Regions from separate parts of the Homo sapiens genome. Here region 1 is linked to region 2. Evidence: chromatin loops called from intact Hi-C (ENCODE). Cell type or tissue: ascending aorta. All regions are shown on one strand. Links, peaks and the distances in the headings refer to the core of each region. The heading gives the core; the rest is flanking DNA. Region 1 overlaps LARGE1 (LARGE xylosyl- and glucuronyltransferase 1). Region 2 holds the start of LARGE-AS1 (LARGE antisense RNA 1).

Region 1 (9,580 bases), core at 779-8,778, 110 kb before region 2:
GGGAACTAATAAATGTCCATGAAATCTTCACAATCCACATTCTTCTGCCATGGCTTCAGCCGGTCCCTCCGTTTGGGGTCCCTGACTTCCCGCAACAGAACTTGGATCTGTTCAAGACCCTAGATCTAGCTATGAAGTCACAGGAAGTATACAGAGGGCAGAGATGCAGGTTAAATGACAAACAGAGACGCTGTCATGAAAATTCAGACAGCGGAAAACTCTGTAGAAAAACAGCTCTGTTCTTCACCAAGGAAATTGTAAAGGGGAAAATTTGATGGCACTGGTGGCTTGTGGATTTTAGATGAAGTTAAGGAATTAATGTTCTTTTCTTAGTGTGGTAATGAAATTGAGATTTAAAAATAAAGATTTTGAAACCCTCAGGACCAAGATGATAGTATATCGCGGATTTGCTTCAAAGTAATCACGGGGCGGGGAGAAAGGGAGTCATGGGAATGAGTAGGTTAGAGAGGAAACAAGGCTGTAATTATCATGACTTGATAATTACTGATATTGGGTCATAGGTACATAGGGACTCTCTTGTTTTAATGTTTTTAACATTTTTCATAATACAAATGTTAAGTGAAATAATGATTTAGTCTATTTCTTAGCCATTTCCTAAAGATATGCATTATAAGGTCCATTATAGGCCAGGCGTGGTGGCTCACACTTGTAATTCCAGCACTTTGGGAGGCTGAGGCGGGTAGATGATCTGAGGTCAGGAGTTCGAGACCAGCCTGACCAACATGGAGAAACCCCGTCTCTACTAAAAATACAAAATTAGCCGGGCATGGTGACGCATGCCTGTAATCTCAGCTACTCAGGAGGCTTAGGCAGGAGAATCGCCTGAACCCAGGAGGTAGAGGTTGCGGTGAGCTGAGATCGTGCCATTACACTCCAGCCTGGGCAACAAGAGTGAAACTCTGTCTCAAAAACTAAAAATAAATAAGTAAATAAATAAGATCCATTATACATCCCATCCTGGAATTTTTCAACTTGATGTGATGCTACAAAGATGATCTAGTTCCCTAATATCATTCCATGAACTTCTAGGATTCTGGGTTTCCCAGGGGCTGGGGGAGGTAAGGGAGAGAGACTCAGGTAAGTGGGACTTTAGAATCCTGTAAATACACTTCAATCACAGATGCGTCACCTGTGTGTTTTAGATCTTTGCATTTCCCGGAAGATTTTATTGGGGACAAAAAGGGGGCTTGTTATTTATAGAAAGAAAAGTTTGAGGCCAGGCGCGGTAGCTCACGTCTGTAATCCCAGCACTTTGGGAGGCCGAGGCGGGTGGCTCACGAGGTCAGGAGTTCAAGACCAGCCTAACCAACATGGAGAAACCCCATCTCTATTAAAAATACAACATTAGCCAGGCATGGTGGTGCGTGCCTGTAATCTCAGCCACTCAGGAGGCTGAGGCAGGAGAATCTCTTGAGCCCGGGAGGCGGAGGTTGCAGTGAGCCGAGATTGTGCCATTGCATTCCAGCCTGGGCAACAAGAGCCAAACTCCGTCTCAAAAAAAAAAAAAAAGTTTGGAAACCACACTCTTATTTTATAAACAAGGAAACCAAAGCACACAGAGGGGAGGTGATATACCCAAGTTCGCACGGTAGGCAAGTCGCCAATCCCCAGACCCCATGGCAGCTGTTTTTATGCTCTTCAGTCATGCCGGTCCCCAGTCATTACCCTTCAGACCTCTTGCACAGGGGCCCCAAGGAAGATAGGTCACCTGCATTCCAGCTTCCAGTGCTGCCTGATCGTCCTAAGTGGAAGCTGTGCTGAAATTGAAATCACTTCCTGTGTTCAAAGCACCGAAAGGAGAGCCCCATTGGAGATGCACTTACTGCATGCTCCCAGCTCCCAGCTTGCTCTTTACTAAACTCCCTGTGCCAGGGAGCATTATAGCAGGAGGAATACATTGAATTTGGGAAACAAACAGTCTCATTGGGACTCTTCCTGGGCTAGAAAGCCTGTATGTTGAACACTTAATCATTTTTAATGCTTGTTTCACCTGCTCTCATCTTTATTTGCCCTCAATAAAACCAAGAAACCTTGGACGGTCTCAAGAGGTATCCTGTCTTTCAGGGTTAGGGACACTGTGGAACACAGAATCTAGGGTTGCAAGTCTTGTCTGTAAATTGGAGGTTTTTTCTTGTCTTTTTTTTTTTTTTTTGAGACGGAGTTTCACTTTTGTCACCCAGGCTGGAGTGCAGTGGCACCATCTCGGCTCACTGCAACCTCCGCCTCCCGGGTTCAAGCGATTCTCCTGCCTCAGCCTCCCAACTAGCTGGGATTATAGGTTCCCACCACCATGCCCAGCTAGTTTTTTGTATTTTTAGTAGAGACGGAGTTTTAATGTGTTGGGCAGCCTGGTCTCGAACTGCTGACTTCAGGTGATCCGCCCGCCTTGGCCTCTTAGGAAAGAAAGGAGATGAGTAAACTAGAAGTGGGAGGAAGGGTGCCGGGAACAGACTGTGGGAACAGAGTTGCACATATATTCTCTTACGGCCATTTTGGACCAGTGGCCTTTAAACTTCTTTTACTGCACTCAAACCTGCAGGATAAGACTTGTTTTCATCAGTAACATTTGAGTAGAGGTTTGGCCAGGTTGTGGGTACAGGGAGGGCTTGGGGCAGGGGTGGGACCTCTGGAGAGGATGGTGGTGGGACTGCTAGAGGGTTTGAGTGCGGTTTGAATAAACCCCCATATGCATTTTGGATCTTCCTGCATCCGCTACTCTTTCCCTGTCTACCTCTGTTGAGACCTCTTTAATTTTTTATTTTTATTTATTTATTTATTTATTTATTTATTTTTTTGAGAGGGAGTCTTGCTCTATCCCTCAGGCTAGAGTGCAGTGGTGCAATCTCGTCTCACTGCAAACTCTGTCTCCTGGGGTCGGGCGATTCTCCTGCCTCAGCCTCCCAAAGTGCTGGGATTACAGGCATGAGCCACTGTGCCTGGCCCAAAGTGCCAATCCTTACAGCCACCCTCTCTGCCTTCCAGTCTGGAAGGGACATACTCCCGACCCACTGCAGTATACTGAACAAAGATGTTCACACGCACAGGGCGGTGGGGAAGGAGAGCTGACCCATTCACAAGCAGGGAAGATAGAACGGAAAATCAAGGACAGCTTCACAGAAGAGATAAAGCCTGGGTTGGGTTGTGAGGATGAAAAGGATGTCTTCCAGGAAGGCTAGGAGTATGGAAATCCAGGGCCACGTGAACAACATAGACAGGACCCCCCCAGAGGAACAAAACAGATGCCCTGTTTGGAGAACTGTAGGTGTTGTGGTTTTTTTGTTTTGTTTTGTTTTGTTTTGTTTTGTTTTGTTTTGTTTTGTTTGTGCTAGAATGGGAAATGTGAGTGAGAGAGAGCAACAGGTAAAATGCTGGAGACATTCTCAAGAGTAACATCCCAGCTGCCCTCTAGATCAGTAGCCATTAGCGGCATGTGGCTACTTTAAATGAGTTGAAATGAAATAAAATTAAAAATACAGTTCCTTAGTCTCAATAGCCACCTGCAGCTAGTGGCCACCATATTTTAGAGCACAGATGTAGAAAATATACATCATGACTGTTGGGCAGTGCTGGGCTGAATGTTTCCTTATTTGGCTCACATCTGTCAAGCTGCACCTGGTGTTTCGTGACACCTGCACGCGTCAGGTTTTGGAGTGGCTTGCTTCGTTTTGGTAGAAGAGCCTGTACTGGCTGCTCAGGGCCACAGTGGATGTGCCAGAGAGATTGAATGTATAGTTAGAAGCAATGTACAATTGCTCAAGATATGAATATTAGTAACTTTGTTTTATTTTTTAGCACTGCTCAGATGAATATATAAAAATCCGAAGAAATATGTTATTTCCCCTCTAAGCCAGCAGAGCTACTAGTTTTATTAAGCAGACAATGGCAAATCTATTTTTAATTTAATTTTTTATTAAAAAATGCCCTACTGCTTGAGATTCTAATCTCTAGCTGAATAGTAAGTGTCATTTTCGAGTTGCGAATCGCCAGAGCAACAGCGTGCGTCGAAGGCACTTAATAAATAGGATTCGGTGCTTTACGTCCGTGTAGAGACAAAAATAGATCAAAAAGCTTTTCGATTTTACTTTTGAGTACAGTGTTCTGACTTTCTAGATGGTAAGGAACCATTTAGAACTATAAAGGGATTTCGATTTCGATAACAGTAACTGTGTTTAATGTTACAAACTTTCTATTTTGTAAGTGGCTTTCTTTGAAGTCCTGTTGGCAGTTTGTTAAATATTTTAGACTGTTATTTGTGACCAAGAGGTTCAGTTTGGAGGACTTTTTGTGATTCACCCGTGTGCTTTAAAATAATTTGCCACTATTTTTGGAGTACTCGGTCCCAGGAGATTTGTGCATGAGTCCTGATTTTGTCTCTTAGTAGCAGTGTGACTCAGGGCAAGTCACATAGCCTGTGCTGAGGATCTCTTGGCTTTCTGACTTTGTATTTATTCACCCTGCTTAGTTTTCCCAGGGAGACCCACACTCACACCCACCCTTTAGCCCATGGACTTTGGTGGAGATGATATTGTGCAGGGCTTCAGGGGGAGACATAGGACTCAGATTATTCCTAATACTGGCTTATAGTAATTGGCTTAGAGGTGGTTTCATGACCTAGTTGGAGCCCACAAGATGTGATGAGGCTTTTGTTGGGGCTGTTGAGAGGTATGTGTGTTCTTTCCCACTGGCCTTGAACTCAGAGGTTGGAGCTGCGGATATTGTAGCTACATCCAACCTAGTAGCTGTCTTGCTACTGCATGGCATCTGAGTATGAAGTCCGTGTGGATGAGAGCAGAGCTGAGGTGGAGAGGGACCAGGCCATCTCCTGGACCCAGATCAAACCTTGCCACAGGGTAGATTCACCTCTGGACCTTACAGATTGTGAACTATTCAGTCCTTTATTTTGCCTGCATTAGTTTGAGTTGGATTTTCTGTCACTTTCATTGGAAAGCTCCCTCAAAAACTCTGAAACATTTTTTGTACATTTGTAAGAGGAAAAAAAAATGAGAGTAACAGAACAGACGCACCTTGGCTTAGCATAGATTGCATCCTGCTAAACCCATCGTAAGTTGAAAATATCAAGTTCAAAATTTGCGTTTAATACATTTAACCTACATTACAGCATAGTTTAGCTTAGCCTGCCTTAAACATGCTCACTTTCATTGGCCTGTATTTGGGCAAAATCATGCAACCTAAGCCTAGGTATATTAAATACTGTACTGAAAATGAAAAACAGAATGGTTATATGGGTACTCAAGTATAGTTTCTATTGAATGCATATTGCTTTTGCATCATCATAAAGCTGGAAAGTCATCCAGGTGCAGTGGCTCACGCCTGTAATCCCAGCACTTTGGGAGGCTGAGGCGGGTGGATCACTTGAGCCCAGGAGTTCGAGACCAGCCTGGGCAACGTGACGAAACCTTGTCTGTATAAAAACTAGAAAAATTAGATGGTCATGGTAGCATGTGCCTGGGGAGTTTAGGCTGCAGTGAGCCGTGATCACGCCACTGTGCTCCAGCCTGGGTGACTGAGCGAGACCCTTTCCCAGAAAAAAAAAAAGCTGAAAAATCTAAGTCGAATTATCCTAAATCGGGGACTGTCTGTACTTACCTTATATCTAGGGTTGCTGTAAAGATGAAGGAGGGCAATAGATCCAATAGTACTTTAAAAGTGGTAAAATACTAGATATTTGCAAGAAAAGATGCTAGAACCTTTCACACCAAATTTTGACTGTGTGAGAAATAAATCAACAATGTAGTTTCACAGCTCCAAGCTAATAGAGATTAAACTATATTACTCTCAGTATTTTGCCAAAGTGAGTTGGTCTTCAAAAATAGTTTTAAAAGAATGTATGTATAAAAAGTTTTTAAAGACAGGAAGTAAAACTGCAACAGGATTTCTTATTCATTTTTATGACCATTTTTGTCTTTTAAAAACTAGGTCCCTTTTTATGCATGGATTCTATTATTTTTCCTAGATTTTACAGTGAGGGGATGTGCATTTTCTTGAGGGGGTGCCGATTTGGTGCAGTGCTGCTTTGCATATATTATTAAATCAAATAGTTTTATAATTGAATATGAAGTAGGGCAAAATCCTAAACCTAGTTAGTATGGGTGTGCATTTCCTGCGTATTCATTTTCCTGTGTTGGTTTACATAGTTTCTTACCACCTTCAATTCGGAGGCATTTTAGAGGCATTTTCTCTAATGATCTGGCCCATAGATCGTTTCATAAGTAAATGGGATCAGCAGGGTTTTATGTCTCCTACAGCAGAAGGTGCCTGGGCTTTAGGGTTGAATGCATCTGGGTTTGAAGCCTGGAGCCCCCACGTTTCCTGGGTCCAGGTGATCTTCTCTGGAACAATGAGGGGCATAGTTCATTGTAGTAGGCATGCATGAAAGTTAGATGAGGTGACGCAAGTCAAAGTGCCTCATACCTGGTAGGTAGTTAATAATCGCTTTTCTTATTTTTTTATTTCATGTAAACGTGTGATTTGAAGGCAGTCAGTCTGTCTCTAGGGAAATTAAGAATTTTAGCAAAGAATCAATTGGTCCCCATAGCATTCATATTTTAACTGTTCAGGCTACTAAATCTTATTCTCACTAGTTGTTCTGTTTTTGTGATCTATACAGGCTGCGGTAGAATGAGAATGTTCTCTATTGGCATGCTAACATATGGTCACTTATTTGTTCAGTTATTTATTTGTTTGTTCCAACATATGTGTAAATGGGGATCTTCTCTGCCAGGGGTTGAGGAAAACATGCTTTTTTCTCGCTGATATGGTTTGGATGTTTGTCTCCTCCAAATCTCATGTTGCAGTGAAATCCACAGTGTTGGAGATGGGGCTGGTGGAAGGTAATTAGATCATGGGGACTGATTCCTCATGAATGGGTTAGCACTGACCCCTTGGTGATGAAACAGTTCTTACTCATGAGAAATCTGGTTGTTTAAAAGAATCTGAGACCTCCTCCCTCTTTCTTGCTCCCACTTTTGTCATGTGACGTGTCTGCTCCTCTTTTACCTCCCACCATGATTGTAAGTTTCCTGAGGCCCTCTCCAGAAGTGCAGAAGATGTGGGTGCTATGCTTCTTGTACAAGCCTGCAGAACCATGAGCCAGTTAAACCTCTTTTCTTTATAAGTTACTCAGCCTCAGGAATTTCTTTCTAGCGATGCAAAAATGAACTAATATCCTAAATTATTTCTTGACTTTTTGGTGGGTCTATGGACTGGGCTATTTCTGAAGCCACTGTTTAGGTAAAAGCATTGGTTTCTATCAGAAATTCTACATTCACTTCCTCTCCTGGCAAAGGTTTTTCTATTATGGGAGTAGTTCATTCCTTTCATTTTTTTCCTCCCTGATATAAACAAAAAACGTGGAGAGCCGTCACGGGTAAGATGGATTGGATTAATTCTGCAGACACAATCAGGGAGACCCAGGAGCCTTTGGGGGAGTGAGGGAGATGAACATCATCTCAGGAAGAACTTTTAACCTCTGGAACTCCCCACCAGTAGGACGGACTGTTCCAGAACGCAGTGGTGATCTACTGCCAAAGATGTTTTATTAGGATAGAAATCGCTAAAGGACAATTATTTATTTATTTATTTATTTTGCTGGGGACAGGGTGGAGTGCAGTGGCACAATCATAGCTCACACTGCAGCCTCAAACTCTTGGGCTCAAGTGATCCTCCTGCCTCAGCCTCCCAAGTAGCTGGGACTGCAGGCATGCTCAACAACATCCAGCTAATCTTTAAACTTTTTGTAGAGATGGGGTCTTGCCCTGTTGCTCAGGCTGGTCTCAAACTCTTGGCCTAAAGGAATCTTCCCATCTTGGCCTCCCAAAGTGCTGGGAATACAGGCATGAGCCACTACACCTGTCCAATTTTTTAAAACACATTTTTTGAGATCCTAGTGGCTGTATGAGTCACTGAAGATTGAATAGACGAGATTTCAGCAGCCATAGTCCCCACATAGAATGTCAGAAGCTTGAAGTTCCATGTTACTAGAGATTGTGTAGGGGTAATGATTGAGAGCAAGAGTCTGCATTCTGTGGGCCAGTCTGTCTTCCTTTAGCCCATGAGCTAAGAATGGCTTTTACATGTTTAAAGTGTCCAAAAAAATCAAAACAAGAGTACTGTTCTGTAGCACGTGAAAATTAAATTTCACTGTCCATAAATTAAGTTTTCTTGGCACACAACCATGCCTGTTTCCTCTTATCTGTGGTTGCTTTCCTACTACAGTGATTGCGAGTTGCCAGAGAGAAAGTATGGCATGCAGAGCTTACGTGATTTACTATCTCACCTTACACATAAAAATTTTGCTGGCCCGTGTTCTAAAGTAGAATATCCTCAACTTTCCCACCCTGAAACTTTGTGGAAAATGATAATGTTTGTTCAGTGTACTGGGATAAGTGGAAGATATCTTGCTGGCCTGGGGCTGAAGGCACCACCTTAGCACACCTGAGGCTCATTTGGGGCAGAGCCTCTTGAAGTTCTCATTGAGAGCCGGCTCTGGCCATAGGCTTCAGCCCTACCTGCAGCTGTTTGATACGAACACACTCACCTGGGTCAGCTCTTCTTCCGAGGCATCCTGAAGATGCCTCATGGACTCAGATGATCATAGTCATCTATGTAGCTGACTCTCACAAGGGTTTTCACAGTTTACAAATGCTTTTCACTTAGGCTGCTTGCTTTTTCTCTGTTTTCAATGGTTACGTTTGTCTCTCACAATCCTTTTGGTCCTGGTCTCTCTCCACTTGAATTAGCCTTTCTTGAAGATGTTAGGGCATGCATGAAAGTGTTTGTTGTTAAAAAATTCGTAATGTTGCAGGGGGAGACAGGACAGGATATATATACATACACACATGTATATATAAACACATATATGTATACTATATATGTGTGTGTGTATATATCCTGTTCGTATCCATATGTACACATATGTATGTATGTATAGGTGTGTGTGTGTGTGTGTGTGTGTATATGTAATACTCTCTACTCCATATATATATATATGGAGTGGCATGTGAAAATTAAATTTCACTGCCCATAAATTAAAAGTATTGCAAAATCCCTGTGCCTTTGGCATTTCAATCACAATCATGGATGTAGCAGTGGGACAAGAGGCTGGAGAAAGCAGGGCCAGATCTTATAGAGTTAGCTGGAGGCGAAGCTCACTCTCCCACATGGAGGTCCCGTGTGCTGCCTGGGTTCTAGCCACATTCTTCTATATTGCTTGGTTGTACTACAGTTACTATTCTGGGATTCATGCACGACCCATCTCCCTTTTCGTTCTCAGTATGTTCATGGTAAACTGCTATTATCTGAACTGGCTTATTGAGTCTCTGTTTCTTGTGATCAGGTCATAATGGTAGTTGGTACTTACAGTGTTCCAGGTCTTGGCCTCACACTTTACATGGATTAATTCTTTTTTTTTTTTTCCAGTAAGGTAGATAATGATGGCCATCCCTATTTTACAGATAAAAAATCTGAATCACAGAAGGGTTAAGTTACTGGTCTAGGTCACCAGCTAGGAAATGAGAGGACTGAGGCTTGAACCCAGGTG
Region 2 (9,580 bases), core at 939-8,938:
GTCTCATTTCTGATGTCCTTTCTGGGACCACTTCAGGCCTAGAGGTGACATGGTGCCTACTATCACTAACCTGGGGCTACCGAAGCTCTTGTTGTTTCCGTAAGCCCTGCTTTTCTTTTTTGTTTCATGAATTTACTGCATAATAGATAAGGTGATTTCAGAAGACATAGTATAGCTGAATAAAAGCAAGGCATTTGAATGCTTAATCATTATTTTCCTGTAGCGAAATATGGTCTGAATACAAGGACTTTTAAGTAGATTAATTACTGATTCAGTGACTATATCTAAAGCTGCCTTGTTTGTTTTTAAAACGACTTTATAGAGGATGAAAGACATACAAAAAGCTGTACATATTTAATGTGTACAACTTGATGAGTTTGCAGATAAATGTACACTGGTGAACCCATTACCACAGTCTATAATCCATCACCTCTGTTTCCTGCTGCCCTCTTTATTTATTATTAGTGATAGGGCTTAACATAAATCTACCCTCCCAGCAAACTTCGAAGTCTACGATACAGTATTGTTAACTATAGGCTCTGTGTTTTGCAGTAGCTCTGTAGGACTTACTCATCTTGTGTAACTGTAATATTGTACCCTTTGAATAATACCTCCACATTTCTTCCTCCCCCCAGCCCCAGGAAGCACCATTCTACTCTGTTATTACACGCTCTTCAAATTACCCAGTTTGAGTATGGCATCTTTTTCCTGCTACAGCTCTGACGAATACAACTAGCCATTCCCTTTCCTGAATTTAACAGCTCTGACGAATACAACTAGCTATTCCCTTTCCTGAATTTAACCTCCTCAGATATCCAAGTTTTGCCCCAATATCACTATCTCAATAAGTTCTCTCGGGTCATTCTACTTAGAAATGCAGGCCGGGCTGGGTGCGGTGGCTCATGCCTGTAATCCGAGCACTTTGGGAGGCTGAGGTGGGCGGATCACAAGTTCAGGAGATCGAGACCATCGTGGCTAACATGGTGAAACCCCGTCTCTACTGAAAATACAAAAAATTAGCCAGGCATGGTGGTAGGCGCCTGGTAGTCCCAGCTACTGGGAAGGCTGAGGCAGGAGAATGGCGTGAACCCGGGAGGCGGAGCTTGCAGTGAGCCAAGATCACACCACTGCACTCCAGCCTGGGCAACAGAACAAGACTCCGTCTCAAAAAAAAAAAAAAAAAAAAATTGCAGGCTGGGCGCAGTGGTTCACGCCTGTAATCCCAGCACTTTAGGAGGTGGAGGTGGGTGGATCACCTGAGGTCAGGAGTTCCAGACCAGCCTGACCAACATGGTGAAATCCTGTCTCTACTAAATACAGAAAAAAATTAGCCGGGTGTGGTGGCGCATGCCTGTAATCCCAGCTACTTGGGAGGCTGAGGCAAAAGAATCGCTTGAACCAGGGAGGCGCGGAGGTTGCAGTGAGCCGAGATAGCACCATTGCACTCCATCCTGGGCAACAAGAGTAAAACTCCGTCTCAAAAAAAAAGTAATTATAATAAAAATAAAATAAAATAGAAATGCAACCCCCTCTCCACTTCTCATCATTCATCCCTACTTAATTTTTCTCCTTACCACTTTTTAATATGTTGTATAATACAGTCATATTACAGTTGACCCTTAAACAACATGGGAACTAGGGACACTAACCCCCTGCACAGTCAAAAATTCGTGTAAGCTTTCAAAAACAATTTTATGGATACATAGTAGGTGTATAGATTTACAGCGTGCATGAGTTGTTTTGGTACAGGCATGCAATGTGAAATAAGCACATCGTGGAGATGCATATAACTTTTGACTTCCTGAACATTTGACTCTTGATAACCTACTGTTGACCAGAAGCTTTAACAGTAACAGTTGATTCACATGTAGTTTGTATGTATGTTATATATTATATACTGTACTCTTACAGTGAAGTAAACTAGAGAGGAGAAATTGTTATTAAGAACATCAAAAGGAAAATATATTTACTATGTATTAAGTAGAAGCAGATCATCATAGAGGTTTTCATCTTCATCTTCATGTTGAGTAGGCTGAGGAGGAGGAGAGATTGGTCTTGCTGTCTCAGGGGTGGCAGAGGCAAGAGAAAATCTGTGTATTTGTGGACTCATGCACTTTAAACCCGTGTTGTTCAAGGGTTAACTGTATTTTGGTCTCTGTCTCCCTCAACACACACACGCACGCATGCACGCACACACACACGCATGCACACACGCACACACACACTTCATGAGGGCAGGGACTTCTGTCATTTCCATACCCCAACAATGAGACTCATGCCTGGCATCTTATAGGTCCTCCATAAATACTTGATGAGGGGAGAACGGGTAAGCATGAGAGCCTCTACATGTGTGTACGCTAACTCATTTGCTTCTCTTGACAGCCTTCCTCAGGAAGCAGAGATAAAGATCTTTGCAACTGTAGGAACCAAGGCTTAGGGAAGGGGCTAGGGCCATGTCCATCCTGTGTTCCTGTTGTTGATCTTCATTGTCCTTGATAGCGCCTGTTGTTTGGGAATGGGCTTTGCAGGCCCTTAAATAAGGGCACCCAGCTCTTTGAGGGATTGGTGGCATTTTCAGTGGAAGTAAATGAAAAGCCTCCTAATGTGGCTACTTTGAAGCAGACCAGAGTCATTGGATGGAGGAAGTCTGGTGTGTTATACCCTAACTGATCATATTATTAGCATATTTATCTCTCATGATATTGAGCACAGCAAGTAAATTTGATTCCTCATCTTCTGGAATGCATTAGTGATAGTTTATATCCCTTGAAAGGCTGAAGCTTAACCCATTTCCCATGACATTGTTCAATGTCCCTTCTGTCAAAGGAGAGAGACCTAATTCAACTCATGTCTTTTTCTCTTCCTTCTGAGGCTGCTGCCTTAAAATTGGATGGTTGATTGCAGTCAGTATCTTTGGCTGTGACTTCATGTAATTATTTCCTTCCCAATTCCTTTCCCCATTGCATATTGCCTTTTGCTTAATCTGCACTTTGGTGTTCTATATACATGTGTTTTAATTGTAAGTTAACTCATTTTGGGGGAGGGCAGGAATTAAGGTTTATATTATAAATGAAACAAGAATTCTTATCACTATATCATCGTCAGTTCATCATCTCTATGCATTATTTTATGATGACACTACATAAATTGGTTTCTTTTCTGAAATAAAAGCTCATTCCAAGAATGCCTTTTTTTGTGGGGAGGGGGGTGACAGTTAATACCTTTGAGCTTCTGGATCTTTTTACAAACATTATCAGACAAGTAAAGAAAGCTGGATATTATTTCTTTGGCAAAGTAGAGAAAGCTGAGGCCAACCGCAGGCCAAGGACTCACTCACCTAATACTATATTTACTCCCTTCCTCTATCCGTAACCGTGTGTTTGTAGACTTGATAATTATTGAGTGTCTACCTCATGGGTGTAGACCTATGGGTCCTGCCCTCTAGTAGCTAGTGAGGAAGTGGGACACAGCAGGCCAGTCTAGTATAGCATCCTACCTGCCTAACAGGCATTGCCTACTGGGAGTGTGTCTGTCCTGGAGTGTCAGGGACAACTTCCCACAGGTGGTACCTGGAAGAAATCCCCTGGAAATGTGTCTCTGTTGTTGGTTTTTTTTTTTTTTTTTTTTTTTTTTTTGGTGGTAGGGGTGGAGACGGAGTCTCGCTTTGTTGCCCAGGCTGTAGTGCAGTGGCGTGATCTTGGCTCACTGCAGCCTCTGCCTCCCAGGTTCAAGCGATTCTCCTGCCTCAGCCTCCTGAGTAGCTGGGATTACAGGCATGCACCCCCGTGCCTGGCTAATTTTTGTATTTTTAGTAGAGACGGGATTTCACCATGTTGGCCAGGCTGGTCTTGAACTCCTGACCTCAAGTGATCTGCCTGCCTTGGCCTCTCAAAGTGTTGGGATTACAGGAGTGAGCCACTGAGCCTGGCCGTTCTGGAAATTTTTTAATTTGTGGGATAAAGAGTCTGTAGGCTGGAGGAATAGCCTGCATATGTGTATAGGTGTAGATGATGAATACGGGATACTACAAGTGGAGTTGGGGCTACTGAAGTAGACAGGAGCCAGATCATATGAATTGAGTAGCACAGTTGATGTGAAGTCATTTCAAGGGCTTTGAGCAAGACATTGCTGGATCAGACTTGGGTTTTCTCTCTGTTTATATGGACACTTGGCCTTTGATATCAGGGCTTGTGAGTGCAGATCCATCTACCTGACCCCTGAATACCCCTTACCTGTCCCCAGTCCTTTGATCTCACCTCTCCTCCCTGCTGATGTCTTTAATGCTGGCCCTGCTCTGCTCAAATCTCACCTGCCCTAAGAAGCTTCCCCTGACCTTTCCAAGCCTCAGGAAGTCCCTGCCTTCCCTGACTGTCGTTGCCTTGGTTTTCTGTGTTAGCCATTTAGAGAGAGGAACTAGTTTCAGGTCCCAGCCTTATCAGCCAGTATATTTGTGATATCACGTGTATCATGTGATTCTTCTGGGTCTTACTTTCTGCATCTATAAGATGGACATGATAATAATACTTTCCAGACCAAGAAGATAAACAGACATACATTTGTATTCTTCCTCAAGCAAATGTGAATTTGTGCTAGATCACCTTCCTCTTAAACGACATTCCTGGTGGGGATTGAAGCCACAGGGCTCTAGTAAGCTACATCTCTCTCCACGTTCTGTTTTCCATCTTCACTGACATTGCTGTAGGGTGGTGAGAGAAACAGGGCATTAGATACACTCTTTTACTTTATTTGGTTTAGCAAAATATTAGCACCTTTATGGGTCTTGGTTCCTCATTGCGATATATACAAGAGTAATACCTACTACCTCCTTTAATGAGAGAATTGAATCAGATGGTGAATGGATCACCCTCTGTTCAGTGCCCAGCCCCAAACAGATGCTAATTAAATGGCTTAATCAAACCAGCTCAGGCTGTTACTGGATGTCATCCCTTGGCACAGTCTGACATTTCTTGATTCTTGTTAACAGCCCTATAACAATATTGTCATAAGAAATAGAAAACATCATTTTCTTTAGGGACCAATTTGGAGCCCATCCATAACTGTCTTCCAGCTCCTCCTGGCTTCCCCCTGTCACCTTGACCTTCAGGGAGCCTTGTTTCTGCTGCCGGCATTGACCCATCCGTGCTAGCCATGACAGACTGATTCTCCCTACCCGGCTTTTCCAAATCTACTCACATCTCATCTCAAAACCTCTTTCTCTCATCCATATTGCCTTGCTTTCTCATTCCTTTGCCATTTAGTAGGTAATGATTTCTATTAAGATGATCATCAGGATTTATTGAGCAGAGAGGTAGATATTGACACTGACTGGGAGGCATGATCCGAGTGGGGAGGGAATTCTGTCCCTGCACCCCAATTCCCCCAGTCTTGCCTGCTGCTTATAAAGTTAGCTGGAGTCCCAGTGTAGTGCCCCATCTGTGCAGTAGGGAAATTGCCCACCTTGGGGCTGGCCAAGTAATGGAAGCTTCACAAATACACCATATTAAAAAGGACTTTGCACATCTGGCATTAGAATATTTCCAGCCCTGGCTCAGTGCTTGGCACAGGTGGCTGTTCACAGATATTTTTAGAAGCAAGGAAAGGAGGAGGGGAGGAGTATATCATAAGACATTTGGCATCTCCTGCCTTTGCTGAGTAAAGGGGAAGGAATTTAGGATTTGTACGGTGAATATTGCCACGTGTTTACGAGTATTTATATAATGCTAATATTTCAGTTGCAGGGAAAAACTTGTCCTGAAGATGTTAAAGCTGGAAGTCAGTGATCTTCTACACCTCCTGGAATTTTATAGCTGTGTGCTCTCAGGTTTAGAGTCAGGAGGGGAAGGCCCAGGGCCATGTGTCATTTCTTGGCAGAGCTTGGCTTAGGACTACTTTTCATCCATTCCCTGTTCTTTTCCATATTTCCCAGTTTTCCCATTTTTGTCTCAATCTGTCTGCCTGTCTGTTGCACTCTACCCATCTACTTATTTACCTGTCGGCTTCCACTGTGCTCTAGAATGTTGCCCACTGTGATCTTTTGGGCAAGTTAATGTCTCAGGGCCCAGTTTCCTCAACTGGAAAAAAAAAAAAAAAAGAGTAGCTGTGAAAATAAATAGTGATTTATAAGCGCTAGATTTTGGGGGCTGGAGAATCCTTCCTTATGGGGGGCAGGGAGGCTGTCTTGTGAACTGTATGACATTTTGCAGCTTTCCGAACCTACTATGTACCAGCAGCATCTCTCCCCTGATTTGTGACTCCAAAAGTGTCTCCAGACATTGCCAAATGTCTCCGCGGCAGGGGGGCAAATTGCCCTTGGCTGAAAAGTACTGGCACAGAGTAAGCAATTATTAAATATTGTTTTAAAAAAAACACTGTCATTATGACTATTCTGCAGTTATTTAATTTATCTGAAAAGTGTTCATTTGGTGCTTACTGTATATACTGCAGAGCTCTGAGCCGTGAGAGGCAAGTGGAAAATGTAAGCCTGATGTTCTTGCTTTCTAGGAGATTACGATGCGGTTCACAGTCACACACCTGTGGATGGGCTTCCGAGGGGGCTTTGAACGTTTTGTTTCAACCTAAATTTAGCAAAAGGACAATTGTGAGGCTTGAGAGGCATGTCTGCATGCTCCCAGACCTTCTCTTTGGGTTCGTGGTCCTCCCCTACCCTGCCCCTTTTGATTACCAGTGAATGCAGCAGTGGTGACAGGTAAATGACCTTGTTGGTTGGTCCTCTAGTTCCTGATGAACCCTCAACTGGGAGGGACTGTCTGTGAATCAGAGCAGCTGGCTCTTTGAAAAGAAAGGCACTATTGCACAGTTGCTGCTGCTGACCCTTGCATTCAGAATACCGGCCGAGGCCAATGGGCAGGTCACCACCCTGTCGCCTCTGTGCTCCTGCCTCCCAGACCACATCCTGGGATTCTTCCCTCGCCCCATGCAGTAGCAGAAGGGTGTCACAAAGCGACTCTGCTCAGACCCACCATCAGACCTGACCGCTGGCCTTTCCAGAGCTTCCAGAGCCACTCAGCCCTGCCCTCCTGGCTCTGCCTCCCGCGGCCCCCACCCTTGTGTCTTCTCTTACTCACCTCACACACACCTGCTCTCCTCACTGTGCGCACTGCCCTGGCCCCGCTTCTGGGAATGCTCTTTCCATGGATCCCTTGTAGCCCCTTTACTTCCTGCAGGTCTTTGTTTACACTTCACCTTGTGAGAGAGGGCCCTTTATGAAGTCAGAATCAGAACCCTCCTCCTCCCACCCCACCTTTCCTTCCTTTATTTCCTTCACAACTCTGATCACTGCCTGATGCCTCCACTGTATTTGCTGGCTGTTGAGACTGTCTCTTTTCTATGTTCTCCCGCTGGACTGTAAACTCCCTGAGGGCAGGTGATTGGTTGGTCATGTTCAGTACACTTAGAAGTGCCCAGCTTGTCCCAGACACTCAGTAATAATTGCCGAATGAATGAATGGATGAATAAATGAATGAGCCAAGGGAGAAGAAGTTACCATGACTGTTACAAAGTTGATAAATGCATGCAGAGCCTTTGTTCACCATTTTCTGGGAGGAATGGGTCTCCCGTACCATAGCCTGTGGGCATGGCTGGGTGGAGTTTGGTCTACATTATATCAACTCTTCCCTTCTCTATCTGGAGATAATTCTCTCCTGGGTAATGAGCCTACTGGAGCATACAGATGAGGGCACGAAGGTGACCCTTATAGAACTGTGGCTGAGAGCCAGGGATTCCCACTTCCACCTCCACCCCCATAGCATCATCAGTCTAGTCAAGAAAGACCCGTGGTCTTTGTATTATGGGACTTAGTCCTTCATTGTCCCTGTGGCTCTGCTTTTCACCCCTGTCTCATGCTCTCCTCCTTCACCCTTCCCATCTGATGTGTGCTGAATTGTTAGGAGAACAGCAAAAATGCATTCCTTTGCTGACACTTCTCTACCTGTGGTTGTCTTCCACTCTGCGTCATGTGCCGTATCCGCCTGTCACCCCGGCACACTGTCAGCCACGCAGCCTCTCGTTCCCTGTGTTTCCTTGCACACTCGTGCTCTGCTGGCCTCTGTCACTCTCACTGGGCGTCCTGCCTGCCTTCCCACCCCCTGCACGTGTCCCTGTTGGCACTTCCCTATTCACACTCTCCTCTCCACCAAGCTTCCTTTGACGCTTCCTCTTTCAAGCTGTGCAGCCTTCTTCAGCTGACAGTTCAGCATCGTTCCATTTCTGAAGCAGGGAATTGGTTTGGTGGGCACTAGCTCCAAGTTTGCCTTTGTGGTATTTCTAGCCTCCTTCATTCTCTTTCCTGTTTTGGCTGCAACCAAAGGCTGGGCTCAGTGATGAATCGCAATTGGGTTTGGTGGCCCAGCCGGGCCCTTCTCAGGTTAAGGGTGGTATAGGGAGTTGTGTGAATGAATGAGGTCCCGCAGAGAGACCATCACACATGGGTAGAGGGGGAAAAAAGGGGGGCTCAGAATGCCTGTGTGGATGGCAGTCTCCTGAAATACAGGAGTTTTTCTCTCTAAGGTACACCACAAATTTTATCTTCCAACATTTCTTAGTCATTTTCCAAATTCCATGTCCCTTTTCCCTTGATTTGTTGATTAACTTCATATGAGCCTTACCCAAATCCGCCTGATATCAGTGTGTGTGTCTGTGTGTAAGGTTTTTGGAATCAGCAAGCACCTTTTTCATTCTTGTTTCCACTCATCACCTTACAGTACCTCACTGGACACAATGGATTTCCAAAGCATCTGTAGACATGAGCTGATTCTAGAATTTCTTTGTACATCACCCACATCCTGGAGCTGTTTCTTGGGAGAAAGAAAGATGGCATGCCTCCCTTTGCCCCTGGACCCTGAAGGCTGTGCTCTTTACACCGTGAACCTAAATCTGGGCTTGGTCTGCAGCCAACCTGGAAATTCACTACTGCAACTCCGTTTTCTTTTTAACGAGAGCTTCATACGGTTCTTTTAAACTAGAAACTTCTCTTTCTTGTAATTGTCTCTAATGGCTTCCTTGTTCGAACAAGCCTTTGCTAGCTTCTGTCTGACCCCTTTGGCTTTGCTTTCTGCCTCCTTTTATCCTCCAGCCTTTCGTATAGATTCCAGAGGAATCTTCCTCAAAGGCTGTGCCACTCCCTGTTCAAAGGCTTTCTGTGGCTCCTCATTGCCTAGAAAGCAAGTGAGTAAGGCCAGATATTGTTAGTGGCTCACTTACCGCATTCCAGGATCTTGCTCTAATTTCCCTTTACAACGTCATCAAAACAGCTCACCCCCAAGCTCCGACCTCAACTCCCACTTGCGACCCCAATCAGCAGCCTACCCATGCTGCGGCCTCGATGGTTCCCTGAATGCACGTGTTCCTTTTCTGTCTCTGTGTTGTTAACTCATGCAGGGTCCACCCCCTTCTTCCTAGACCTACCTCACCTTTTTTGTAGAGTCCCTCTTCACTGTTTCTTCCATTCTGTCTTATCAGGATTATTTTTCTGTCTTTGGTCTTGCCATTATACTTCCCTCCATTGGGTGACTTACTATAACGTGCCTTCTGCTGTGACTCTGTTGGATGTTTTTGAGTGTTC

The links. A loop is a pair of places that touch in the nucleus more often than their neighbours do. Peaks named below come from ENCODE experiments on the same cell type or tissue, not always from the same donor. Only the 100,000 strongest peaks of a DNase experiment are listed, where the experiment ranks them.
Region 1: it touches region 2 in a loop (2.1-fold over the local background); 2 of 110 quality-filtered maps call a loop at or near these places.

The regions. Positions count from the first base shown.
Region 1 is chr22:33,836,673-33,846,252 of GRCh38, reverse strand. The region is part of intron 1 of LARGE1 (LARGE xylosyl- and glucuronyltransferase 1); the gene reads left to right. Among named protein-coding and RNA genes, the nearest start is that of LARGE1, 79 kb to the left of the region's middle. RefSeq lists enhancers at 1,598-1,892, 4,293-4,352. In ascending aorta, for the core only: no CTCF peak of the experiment used is centred there; a DNase peak (open chromatin) is centred at 4,403; H3K4me3 peaks cover 413 bases; H3K27ac peaks cover 1,473 bases.
Region 2 is chr22:33,722,607-33,732,186 of GRCh38, reverse strand. The region is part of intron 2 of LARGE1 (LARGE xylosyl- and glucuronyltransferase 1); the gene reads left to right. It overlaps LARGE-AS1 (LARGE antisense RNA 1), which reads right to left and starts at 7,201. Exons shown (of 7, transcript NR_038950.1): 1 at 7,086-7,201; 2 at 6,431-6,575; 3 at 4,555-4,696. RefSeq lists an enhancer at 9,375-9,580. In ascending aorta, for the core only: no CTCF peak of the experiment used is centred there; a DNase peak (open chromatin) is centred at 5,536; H3K27ac peaks cover 1,242 bases.